Linked DNA regions of Homo sapiens: all the other regions are linked to region 3. Evidence: chromatin contacts called from ENCODE Hi-C or POLR2A ChIA-PET data. All regions are on one chromosome and are shown on one strand. Each heading gives the region's core, a stretch centred on a gene start or an enhancer-like site at or near the end of the contact. The rest is flanking DNA. Distances are from core to core; before and after follow the strand shown. Region 1 has its middle 75 kb from the start of LINC01108. Region 2 has its middle 42 kb from the start of CD83. Region 3 has its middle 75 kb from the start of LINC01108.

Region 1 (3,873 bases), core at 407-2,906, 150 kb before region 3:
CACAAAACCAGGACTGAGGAGGGTGCAGGGTGCTCATGATAAACTGAATTCCATGGCTCTCGTCCAGCCAGGGCACTCTATCAAGGTGCCTTTTTGAGGTTAGAGAAAGAGAACGACTTCATATATTTTCTGAATTCTGGAAATGAAATTTTTCCCCCATTACTTTCACAGTGCTCTGGATTTCACTTCCTCTCCCAGCCTTATTCCCACTTTGGTAGAAAGAAATGCTAAGATCAGCAGAAAGATTAATATATCAGCAATTCTGTTATTGTGTGTATCGATTCTCAAGGGGCCAGAACAGAACCTCAAAGGTGAGTGTAAGTGGAAAATACATGCAGGCAATATTCCACCAGTTGTATTTATGAGCCATTTAGAATCTCCCAGGAGGGCTCCAGTTTAATATCTATCAAAGCTTTGGGTTTTCTCTTCTTCCCAAGGAGATACCAACAACTGTTTATTTTGCAAGCTCCTATAAGGTCTGAATATTTCTCATGAGTGGTACCTGGAAGGAAAATAGTGATTGTCCTGCCTATAAATGAGAAAGGCCCAGTAGTTGGGGGAAAGAAAACCTGTGATGTATCATTCTAATGTTGAGAATACGACATTCCAAGCATGTCAGTTACCTTCAGTCTTACATATGGTGAGTTTTCTCATTATCTGTAGGCATGCAACGTTTTAAGAACCAAAATATTGAATCCAATTTCTTCACTTTGTTCTTTTCCCTGTTCTGATTGCCTCATTGTTTAGAATGGCCTCTAATCTCCAATAGGTCCCAAGAAACAGGCCCACTTAATAATGCACAAACCAAGCCAGGCTATTTAAAGATGTCCATTAATTCCCATTAATTCATTCATCCAAAACACATTTATGTAACGTCCACTCCATGCCAGCTTTTGTTCCAAAGTTCAGGGATACAAAAATAGTCTCAAAAAGAGCTCACAGTCCTGAGGGGAAGACAGACAAGTGAGCATGATCACTGTACAGTGTGGGAAGTGCTAGAATAATAAAAATAGCTACCATTCTTGAACATTTGCTTTTTTGGTACTACATATGCTGATGTGTATTATCTCTAATCCTCCTACTACGCTGCAAGAAGTTTTGCTATCTCTTTTTCTAAGGAAATAGACAGATATTCAGAAGCTTGCTTATGGTTACAAGGCTACAAGCATTAGGACTGGGATTTAAACTCAGGTCTTGAAGGAGCTAAAACTCCTGTTCTTTGCATGTTGCTCCTAAATGCACTGACAGAGGGTGAGGATAACTAATCCTGACTCAGGGAGGACTCAGGGAAGGTTTTTAAAGGAGATAAGGAGGAAGAGGAGAGAGCCCAGGGGAGGGGAGAGACTTACCTTCCCCATGACTCTTTAGACAAAGACTCATAACAGTGTGCCCAGACTTCCAAGTTGTAGGAAAAGAAAGGTGACAATCCCAGCTTTCTTTATTTGCTATAGGAAAATCATAACCAGGTCAGGGAAGGAACAAAGACGATAACCAGCAAGATGGCACAGCGGGCTCAAGAGACAGCTGCGGTAGGGAGAAAAGGTGAAGCATCTCTTGGCCATAGCAGGCCTGGAAAGAAGGGGCTGTCCATGGGTAATAGCCAACAGTCTACAACCATATCGAGTCAACTCTGACACTTTGAACAACCACGCCTCCCTCCCGAATTAGCTTCCACTGACTCACTTGTCCATGGCTAAAGAAAGCTGCCGAGGAATGGGGTCCAAAACCAATACAGTAAAATCTTACTATTTTGAAAGATGGGAGACTGTGAGTCCCAATTGAATTAATTTTTATAAAACATTCAAACTCTAGGATGTGTTAAAAGAAACACCGATAATTATGTTACATGTTACAGATGCTATAAACTCAGAAATAAATGGGGTGCTAATAAGAAAAATTGCCTAAACGAACCTGAGATTACAATTTATAAAAACCCTGTGGCTTATGTATAGTGCTCATAAAAGTACAGATTTCTAAATTACAACTCTTCTTTCAAACTTCTTACCCAATACAATCACTGTGTTGTAATTAATATAAATTCCAAAATGCTGGGCCCAATTAGGGAAATTTTACTATACAGCAAAGAATGAGGTGAGTTGTTGTAACATTGTACTAATATGAAGAAAGACCTCTTAAAATAGTGGTATCAAAAAAATTTTAAATCAGTGGGGGAGATTTTGTGCATATGCTGTATTGTGTCAGAAGTCCCTAATTGCCCTGGGACCACTTAACATTTTATTTACTGGTCCCTGAGTGCCTACCATGTAATCAAGTCTATACGTATGTGTATGGCCTAATCATTAAGGTGCTAGAGTCTAACATGCCTCTCACACACGTAAATGTTGAATGCATATACAACACACAATCCACATTCTTCTATGGCCCCATTTTCCCTGGACAGTGAGTTCTGTACTTGGACAGAGAGATAAACTATCCTACTGAAAGAAAGCGTGGGGAAGGAAAAAAGAATTTTCTCTCTACCCTTAGTTTTTAGTTGGAATGGACCCCTGTAACAAAAGACAAATTAACAAGAGAAAAAACAAACAGAAGTTTATCAACATGTCTTTCAACTACGCATGGGAGATACCCAAGGAATGCATCATTTTCACAGAGAGCTTTGATTTTAGGCTTATATAGCCTCTTCAGCAAAGAACAGAAGATTTTTAGAGAAGTGGCAAGACAAAGGAAAAGAACCTTGAGTCTCCAGGGGCAGCAAAGTGTGAGAAGGAAAATACAGTCATGCAGCATTTAGCGACAGAGATACATTCTGAGAAATGTGTCACTAGGCAATTCCCTGATTGTGTGAACATCATAGAAGGTACTTAACGCAAACCTAGATGGTAGAGCCTACTACAAACCCAGGCTGTATGGTAGAGCCTATTGCTCCCAGGCTATAAACCTGTACTGCTTGCTGCTGTACTGAATACCGTAGGCAATTGGAACACAACGGGGAGTATTTATGCATCTAAACCTAGAAATGGTATAGTAAAAACACCATGTGAAAGACAAGAAATGGTACACCTCTATAGGGCAGCTCTATTATAATCTTATGGGATCACCATTATATAAGTGTTGACCAAGCATCATTATGGGGAGCATTACTACATACGGTAGCTGAAGGCTAGTTAGTGAAGTTTGTCATGTAGATTCCTCTAGTGGTGGTCTCCAGATAAGTGATCCTTATTTTTATCCTCTCATTGGTAAGGATCCTAAGTTGTCTTTAGTGATCAACCTTTGTTCTTCCTGGCAGAGAGGGGAGAAGGGACACTGTTGTCTATATAAATGGATGTCCTGCTTTTAGGCAAATGGGGGAGGCGGAGAGCTTTTCGTCTGCTTCTTCTCAATTACTTTCAGGCCAAAATAATCCTTATGCCAAAGAGGCATCTTTTGGAGTGATCTTGTCTCCTACAGAACATAACAATGGCTTAGAATTCCCCCACCATCTCTCCAGGACCTAATTTCTAGGAGAAATATCAAGGATGGGAAAATCAGCCTTTTGTAAACAGATAGAACCTGAAGTATGCATCCATCAGGAAGGGTTCCGGCTTTGGCTGAAACAGCACACTGGGATCACAGATAAATGGGAAAGAAAGGAATACAAGGGAGGAGGAGTGTGAGGGTGAGAAACAGAAACAGAGAAAGGAAGGTGGGGAGAGAAACAGAGAGAGAGAGAGAGAGAAAACCAATGCTTTCTATGCTGGAACTTGCTTTTTAAAGTACCTTATTTTAATTATGTTAATCCTTTTAAACCAGTCTCAATTCCCAGCTTAATGAGAAGGAGAGTTGAAGGATGGAGAAAGAGGACCCTCTTTGCATCCCCACTCCCAGGCCTGTGTCCTCCCGCACAGTTTATTTGCCCAGCGATCTGACCCA
Region 2 (3,540 bases), core at 399-2,898, 140 kb after region 3:
GCATCTTCCAAAAGGGAACAATGAGGACGATTTTTGAGTATTATAATTAACTTGTGGATTTTAACATACATGATTCCTTGAAGTTATTCTATTTGCTGTAGTTATTATTCTTTTTGAAGCTCAAAATGTTCCATCTTTGCCCAGTGAGAGTCCCTTCAAGTTGGTTCCAGAATTCTCTCTTTTTTTGAGTTGAAGTCTCACTCTATCACCCACGCTGCAGTGCAGTGGTGCAATCTCGGCTCACTGCAACCTCTGCCTCCCAGGTTCAAGCAATCCTCCTGCCTCAGCCTCCCAAGTAGCTGGGATTACAGACACATACCACCACACCCAGCTAATTTTTGTATTTTTAGTAGAGACAGGGTTTCACCATGTTGGCCAGGCTGGTCTTGAACTCCTGACCTCAGGTGCTCCACCTGCCTCAGCCTCCCAATCCAGAATTCTTATGATGCAACTCCAAAGGCTTTGATAATCTCCTTGCTTTCTAGTAAATCAATGTGCTCTGGGTTCACCTTGTTCACTTCTTGTCCCAAACCTAGAATCAGCTATTTGTCCAAAGAATGTTGGTTTCTTTTATTGGAGATTGGCATTTAGAGTCAAATATCTGAGTGCTAAGAATGCTCATTGCCAGATTATTTAGTGAACAGTGGTTAGAAATACTTTTTTTAAATTTTATTTTATTTTAGAGATGGGATCTTGCTTGTTGGCCAGGTTGGTCTTGAACTGGCCTCAAGCAATCCTCCTGCCTCAGCCTCCCAAAGTACTAGGATTACAAGCATGAGCTTGTAGGAGAAATACTTTTATAAGAGAAGATATATCATGAGTTCATATCAATATTGTCAACTTAAATTTAGAGTTATAGGGTTTGTATGTAAATTGTTTAATTTTATGCTTGCAACCTTTTTAAACTGAAAATCTTGGTTCCTAATAACTTTAACATAATTATGATGCATATATATTTGCACATATATATAAACAGACATATGTTTCAAATGAACAATACCAATATTATTACCAAATAAAGATATAATTAATAAGTAGTATTATTGAACACAATTTAAAATTTATTTATAGTTGTTTGGTCCATTAAGGTATAATCCACTGGGGATGTATTTATATTACAGTACTTGAAAGCCATATGAAATAGTTCCTTTATATGTGGTTGACCCATTTGCTCAACAAAAGTGATTAGAAGTTAAGAAATTAACAAGGTTAATTTTTTTCCACTTTGCTTTCGATTTTGAAGGATTGTTTTCTATTTTTATTCACTTGTATTTTGTAATTATATAAAACATTTACATAAGTCCAAAGTCAAATCAACAAAATGTGAACTCAGAAGTCTGGCTTCCATTCTCACCTCTCTGACCTGTCCCTTCTTCCTGATAAGTAACTGTTTTTTATTAGTTTTTGCTTTATCCTATCATATAAAAAAATTAAGCAAATAGGACTCTGTGTGTTTTCCCTCTTTCTTATATATAGCTTGGCATTTTATTGTTTCTGAAACCTTGCTTTTTTCACTTATATCCTGGAGATCTAGAGAGAGTTGAAATCTGAGTTCTTTCAGTAACAACCTTCATCATCAAACACAAAAACATTTTCCTATCACAACGACTGCAAGGGTAACAGAAAGACGGAATGCCCCAATCAGTGTCAGAAGTTCTTCCTAAGTGAAAATGAAACCATCAGCTTGAACGTCTTTAGGCAGCTTGTTAAAGCTGTCTGGGCCTCCCAAATAATCCTGTGAATAACTCTGTATTCTAAGAGAACATTAATCACAATGCTTGGGATTAGCTGCATGGCATTTGTAAAAGACAGAGCAGGGTTTATGGGAGGGACATGTGTGGGAGGAAGGGCCGGGTTCATTCCTGGTATCCCGGCTCCCTGGCAGTGTAGCCTTGAACGAGGGATGAGTTAATTCCTCACTCAAAGTGTTACCATGAGAACGAAGTGAAATGAGGTCTGTTCAGTGCCAGGTACAGGGTCTGGCAGATAATGGAACTCAAAATGTGGTGGTTATAATTGTGATTTTCAGTAAGTTCTTTCACATACAAATCCCATTATAATTCTCAGGACAATCTTTTGAGGTAACTATCATAGCTGGCACAGTTTAGTTTTCGGTGAAGTTTATGACACAGTGGGGCTTTGTTCTGGTGTGCTGCCTCTTCGTTTAATGTAGGTTTAGGTATCTCTTGTATAATCTGAATACACCACACATTAGGCCCCGGTTCTGGACTTGAACTGTGGTTTTATTATATGAAATAAAAAGATTTTAACCACAGAATAGTTATTCTTCTGACAGACTGCTACTTGTATCTCTGATTAATTTATGTCATGCTTGGTTCTTAATCAAGAGTCAACCAATAATTAGAGCAGGGTCCCTGCAGGAAACTATGATCCCATTTATGACAATCCATTATGTGATTTAAATTGCAAGAAGGAACCATGGGGAAAAGGGGAGTATAAACCTCATTTATAAATTAGACCTTGACTTTTAGTTGAGCTATTCCCTTTAACTGGATCATTCCCATGATCAAAAGACATTTTCCTTAGAAGTAAATATTATCCCTGTGACCTTTTATACAAAAAGACATGAAATTATTGAATGATACTTTTGAGCAGACACATTTTGAGACATTAAATCTCTCTCTCTCTGTGTGTGTGTGTGTGTGTGTGTGTGTGTGTGTGTGTGTGTTTTCTAGTACATTTCCTCTAGCCTAGTGGTTATCAAACTCACCTGTACATTAGAATCCCAGGAGAGACAGATTGTGAGAGGTACAAAAACCCTCAGATATGGCTTGACTCTGTTTCCACACAAATCTCATGTTGAATTGTAATCCCCAGTGTTGGGGGGAGAGCTGGTGGGAAGTGATCGGTTCATGGAGGTGGATTTCCCCTTGCTGTTTTCATGATAGTGAGTGAGTTCTCATGAGACCTGATGGTTTAAAAGTACGTAGTGGCTGGGTGTGGTGGCTCACATCTGTAAGCCAAGCACTTTGGGAGGCCAAGATGGGTAGATCACCTGAGCTTGGGAGTTTGAGAGTAGCCAGGGCAACATGACGAAACCCCGTCTCTACTAAAAATACAAAAATTAGCAGGCCATGGTAGCATGTGCCTGTAGTCCTAGCTACTCAGGAGGCTGAGGCACAAGAATCACTTGAACCCTGGAGACAGAGGTTGCAGTGAGCTGAGATCATGCCACTGCTCTCCAGCCTGGGCAACTGAGCAAGACTCTTGTCTCCAAAATAAAAAAAGTGTGTGGCACTTCCCCCTTAGCTCTCTCTCCTGCTCCATCATGGTAACACATACTTGCTTCCCCTTTGCCTTCTACCATGATTGTCAGTTTCCTGAGGCCTCCCAGCCATACTTCCAGTACCGCCTGTGGAACTGTGAGTCAATTAAACCTCTTTTCTTCATAAATTACCCAGTCTCAGGTAGTTCTTTATAGCAGTGTGAGAACCGACTAATACACCCTTTCTTGGGGTCTGGATTGGGACCCCTTTCCGGTAACAAAGTAACAATTTAATTAAAAAATTAACACATTCA
Region 3 (3,759 bases), core at 410-2,909:
AGGGAGACTTAGTGCATGTATAACTCACTGGCTCTTGGAAGAAGAGGTGGCTCCAAATACCTCCTTCTCTCGCCACTGCAAACAGCCGTCTGCTTTGCAGGTTGCATCTGTCCTTACACCTCCCAAACTCCAGGAGACACCTAAAGCTCTTCAGGGAGTTCTCTGGAGCCCAAGTCATTTATCTTGAGGTAGGTGGAGAAGCAAAACATATAGACACCTCTCTAAAAAGAAAGACCCACTGCTGGCCTCTCCTGCATCCTTAGCCTCCTATCGTATCACCCCAAGGCGAGGCTGGTGTCGGTCCCTTAACAACACCCCAGAGAGGGTCTATACCTCACTTGAGAATGGGGGTGGGAGTTGTTTGACCCATATATTGTTCTGTGTTGGGGTCTCAGCAGAAATTCCAGCAGTCACGAACACAGAGTCCCTTTGAGTGTCCTGTTAGGGGCTGGAGTAGGCTGGGGGCATCTTTGGATATTACCTGGAGGGCAGCCCAGTGTGAAAGGCCTGACTACCAGGGAATGGAATCCGGGCTTCGTGGTGTAGACAATGGGCAGGCAAGGTGTGTTTCTCTTTCCTTTTCACATGTAGGTAAGTGCAGCCCCAGTTGCTGGACTTGCCTTCACATCCACGGACCTGCCCTTTCCCAGGGTCAGCTGGGTTCAAAGGGCTCTCAGAACGTTTTCTTTAAAGGAAAAATGGAGAGTGGCAAACGCGTGCCTAGGTGGGAGCAGGGAGTAGAGGGGGGCGGTTTAGATAGCAGTAAGGGGACATCAGACCAGCTACAAGCCAACAAGGAAAAAAGTGACGTAAGGAAAAAAATCCCAGGGAGCAGAGAGAAAAGTAGACTCCCCAATGCCTCGCAGTAAATGAGGACGCCTGGCGCCTGCGGCGAGGTCAACTGAGGTCAGACGAGCTTATCTCTCCTGTCCCGGGAATTAAGGGCATCCTGGGGACAGCTGCAGAGCAGGAGGCTCCCCGTGCCCTCCTCTTCCTAAGCAAGTCAGGATCCCAAGAGGCGCGTGCGGGGAGGCCCCTCCGAAGGGCTGCTGGCTTGTGTCTTCCACCAGCGCAAAGGGAAGCTATCGGTTGCTTCTGCAGTGAGGCAAGCTCAGCCGGACGCCCAGAAGAGAGACGAGGTGTCGCTGTCGGGGTGTCTGCCTGCCTCTTTAGGATCAATTATTAGCGTACAGATCCTAAAACAAAACAAAACAAAACACTCCTGAAAACATCGACTTGCCTCAGTGACAGGCCCCAAGTTCGGGACGCCAGGAGACGCCAGCGGGGCTGTGAAGTGCAAATCGCCCCGAGGCAACCCGAGAACGGGAGGACTGTCACCAGCCCGCCAGGAGAGTGCGATGCCCCGGTCCGTTCCGGAGCAGGGAAACTTTTGCGGGAGGCTGCGCTGGCACCGGCCGCCTGGCGCGGCTCGCGCGGACCCGGGCGACGGGACACGCAGCGCGGCACTGCCACCTTGTGGGCATCGGCGGCAGCGGCGCGGCGGGGCGAAGCCGGCGAGGCGAGCGACCCGCGGCTCGGAGCCCGACGCCGGCCAGCGAACGCCCGCAGGAACGCGCCGGCCGAGCGGGAGCCCGCGGGGGCGGGGCGCGCGGCTCCGGTCACGTGGGTTAGCAACAGGCAGCAGCCAATGAGAACGCGAGTCAGGTGGTGCGTGCGCCCGCCGCGCGCGGGAGGTAAGGGGCCCGGGAGGAGGCGTGGGCGCGCCACGGGCCCGGTGGGACCGCGGGTGGGGAAGTCCAGAAAGCTTGCTCTTCCCTGTCAGGAGCCGCCTGCCGCAGGCGGGATGAACGAGAGCTGTAAAATGGGACTGTCCCATTCCCACGCTCCACGGCTGCGACCCCTGTACGGGGCAGTGGGCGGCGGCGCGGGTAGGAAGCAGGCGGGGAGCGACGCGGAGAGCCCGATTTGTCCCTCCTCCAGCCACTTGTTGCTTATCCATGGGCCTGGGACTGCCATTTGGATCCACACAGGGGAATTAAAACAAAAAGAATAATGAGGCTCCTGGCCGTGGCGGGGTGCGCATTGGCCCTCTTGCCCTGCGTGTAGCAGGTGGAGGAGACAGGCTCCATCCTTAGAGCTTCCCAGAGCCCAGGGTTGGCCTGAAGACACCAAAGCAGAGGACAGCCAGGAATTGGGTCAGAAAGAAAAAGCTTCGTTGGTTTTAATTATTTTAAATAGAAAAGCCACATCCAAAAGTACCAATAATGATTTTTACAGTAAACCCACTATGTTGACATAAACCAGCCCACCCCTGAACGCACAGAAGACCGTAGCACAAACCGTGAGAGGCGTATTGAAGGACTGGGGCAAAATCAGGACCGACAGGCAAGCGTGGTTTCCATCAGGGTCTTACTCCTCTGGCTTCCTAGTTTAGGCAGATTTCACCCTGTTAATAGGGTCCGTGGATCGGTCTCTCTTTCTCTCCTCTCTCTCTAGCTCTCTATCTCTCTCCCTTTCCACCTCGTGTTTCATTCCTTTGAAACAAATCCAGGGAGCAGATGGCCTCAGAAGGGTATCTAATCCATGCCTGGCCTCGAGGCACGTACTATAAGCTGTGATACCGTGCTAAGGTGTTATTATAGAGACAAAAATATCTCAGACTGCAGGATCTAGCCATCCTATTCTTAAAGTTCCCTAGGGAAAGATGTTGTACAATATTCTTTGATAACCTACTACAAATGCTAACCACTTTAAGTACAATATAAGAACCTTCTGATCCTAGGTTTTATTTGTTTCTATTTAAACTCATTCAGGGTCAGGCTACCCAGAGGGCAGTTGAACACCTGTCCGGTGGCTTATGGGAATGCCTTGCACGATGTGCACTTCCCTCCACCAGGATCAGTGTGTCTGCTGACACTGGGGACCATGCCTGAGACATAGGTACAATTGGGCTGTGCCAGGGCAGCTCAGAGAAAGTGATCCACTCTGATTCAGACCCTGCCAGCTGAGTTACTTACTTCCCTTACTTCCTTTTTTTTGAGATGGAGTTTCGCTCTTTTTGCTCAGGTTGGAGTGCAATGGTGCAATCTTGGCCTACTGCAACCTCCGCCTCCCAGGTTCAAGTGCTTCTCCTGCCTCAGCCTCCCGAGTAGCTGGGATTACAGGTGCCCACCAGCATGCCTGGCTAATTTTGTATTTTCAGTAGAGACGAAGTTTCACCATGTTGGCCAAGCTGGTCTTGAACTCGGATCTCCAGTAATCTACCCGCCTCCGTCTCCCAAAGTGCTGGGATTACAGGCATGAGCCACCGCACCCGGCCACTTGCTTCTTTTAGAGAGCAGGCTTTGTGCACCTACCAGTGTTGAAATACACTACCTTAATGGTTATGCTTCTCCAAATTTGATATAGTATTTGATTTTTAAATGTACCATACTCTTGAGTTCCTGACCAGTACACTGTTTGAAGGATGTCACAAGGACGTGCATTTGAAAGTCTGAATCCACAAATATGTATTGTGCTCTAATTGCCAGGCCTGGGCTTAGATACTGGGGATACAGCATTGCAGCAGGGAATTTGCAGAATGAAATGGAACCGTGAAGAAAGGAAATGAAAATAAATCACCCTGTTTCCATAGTCACCTCCCCCACACTAGTGGACTATTCTCTCTTAATCGGCTCCCTCAAACTCCTGCCTCTAGGACCTTCATTCTCTCTGACTTCTTTGATCATGGAGCAGTAAGATCACCATATGTTGGATATTGTTAAATAACATGATATGTTGGGAAAAGTCATGCACTAG

The links. Hi-C counts contacts between places; a loop is a spot of excess contacts on that map. ChIA-PET counts read pairs that join two places held with the same protein, here RNA polymerase II (POLR2A). Pooled maps may share reads with other maps.
Region 1: a loop to region 3 is called in a map of heart right ventricle, with 2.6 times the contacts of the local background. The contact joins two enhancer-like sites. A Hi-C loop is called at or near these places in 2 of 168 maps with a recorded cell type or tissue (PC-9 and heart right ventricle), 10 of 37 single-sample maps with no recorded cell type and 12 of 50 pooled maps.
Region 2: a pooled map shows a loop between it and region 3 (2.8-fold over the local background). The contact joins two enhancer-like sites. A Hi-C loop is called at or near these places in 3 of 50 pooled maps. POLR2A ChIA-PET finds 5 or more read pairs at or near these places in 2 of 52 experiments (B cell and activated T-cell).

Annotation. Positions count from the first base shown.
Region 1 is chr6:14,358,519-14,362,391 of GRCh38, reverse strand. No RefSeq gene overlaps it. Among named protein-coding and RNA genes, the nearest start is that of LINC01108, 75 kb to the right of the region's middle. Within about 2 kb of position 1,656, at least 2 of the 41 ENCODE cell types and tissues checked have a DNase peak (open chromatin) inside an H3K27ac peak, as active enhancers do; they include heart right ventricle, where a contact is called at or near this core.
Region 2 is chr6:14,073,524-14,077,063 of GRCh38, reverse strand. No RefSeq gene overlaps it. Among named protein-coding and RNA genes, the nearest start is that of CD83, 42 kb to the left of the region's middle. Within about 2 kb of position 1,648, at least 13 of the 41 ENCODE cell types and tissues checked have a DNase peak (open chromatin) inside an H3K27ac peak, as active enhancers do; they include B cell, where a contact is called at or near this core.
Region 3 is chr6:14,209,016-14,212,774 of GRCh38, reverse strand. No RefSeq gene overlaps it. Among named protein-coding and RNA genes, the nearest start is that of LINC01108, 75 kb to the left of the region's middle. RefSeq lists an enhancer at 1,051-1,110 and silencers at 1,361-1,800, 2,891-2,940. Within about 2 kb of position 1,659, at least 30 of the 41 ENCODE cell types and tissues checked have a DNase peak (open chromatin) inside an H3K27ac peak, as active enhancers do; they include B cell and heart right ventricle, where a contact is called at or near this core.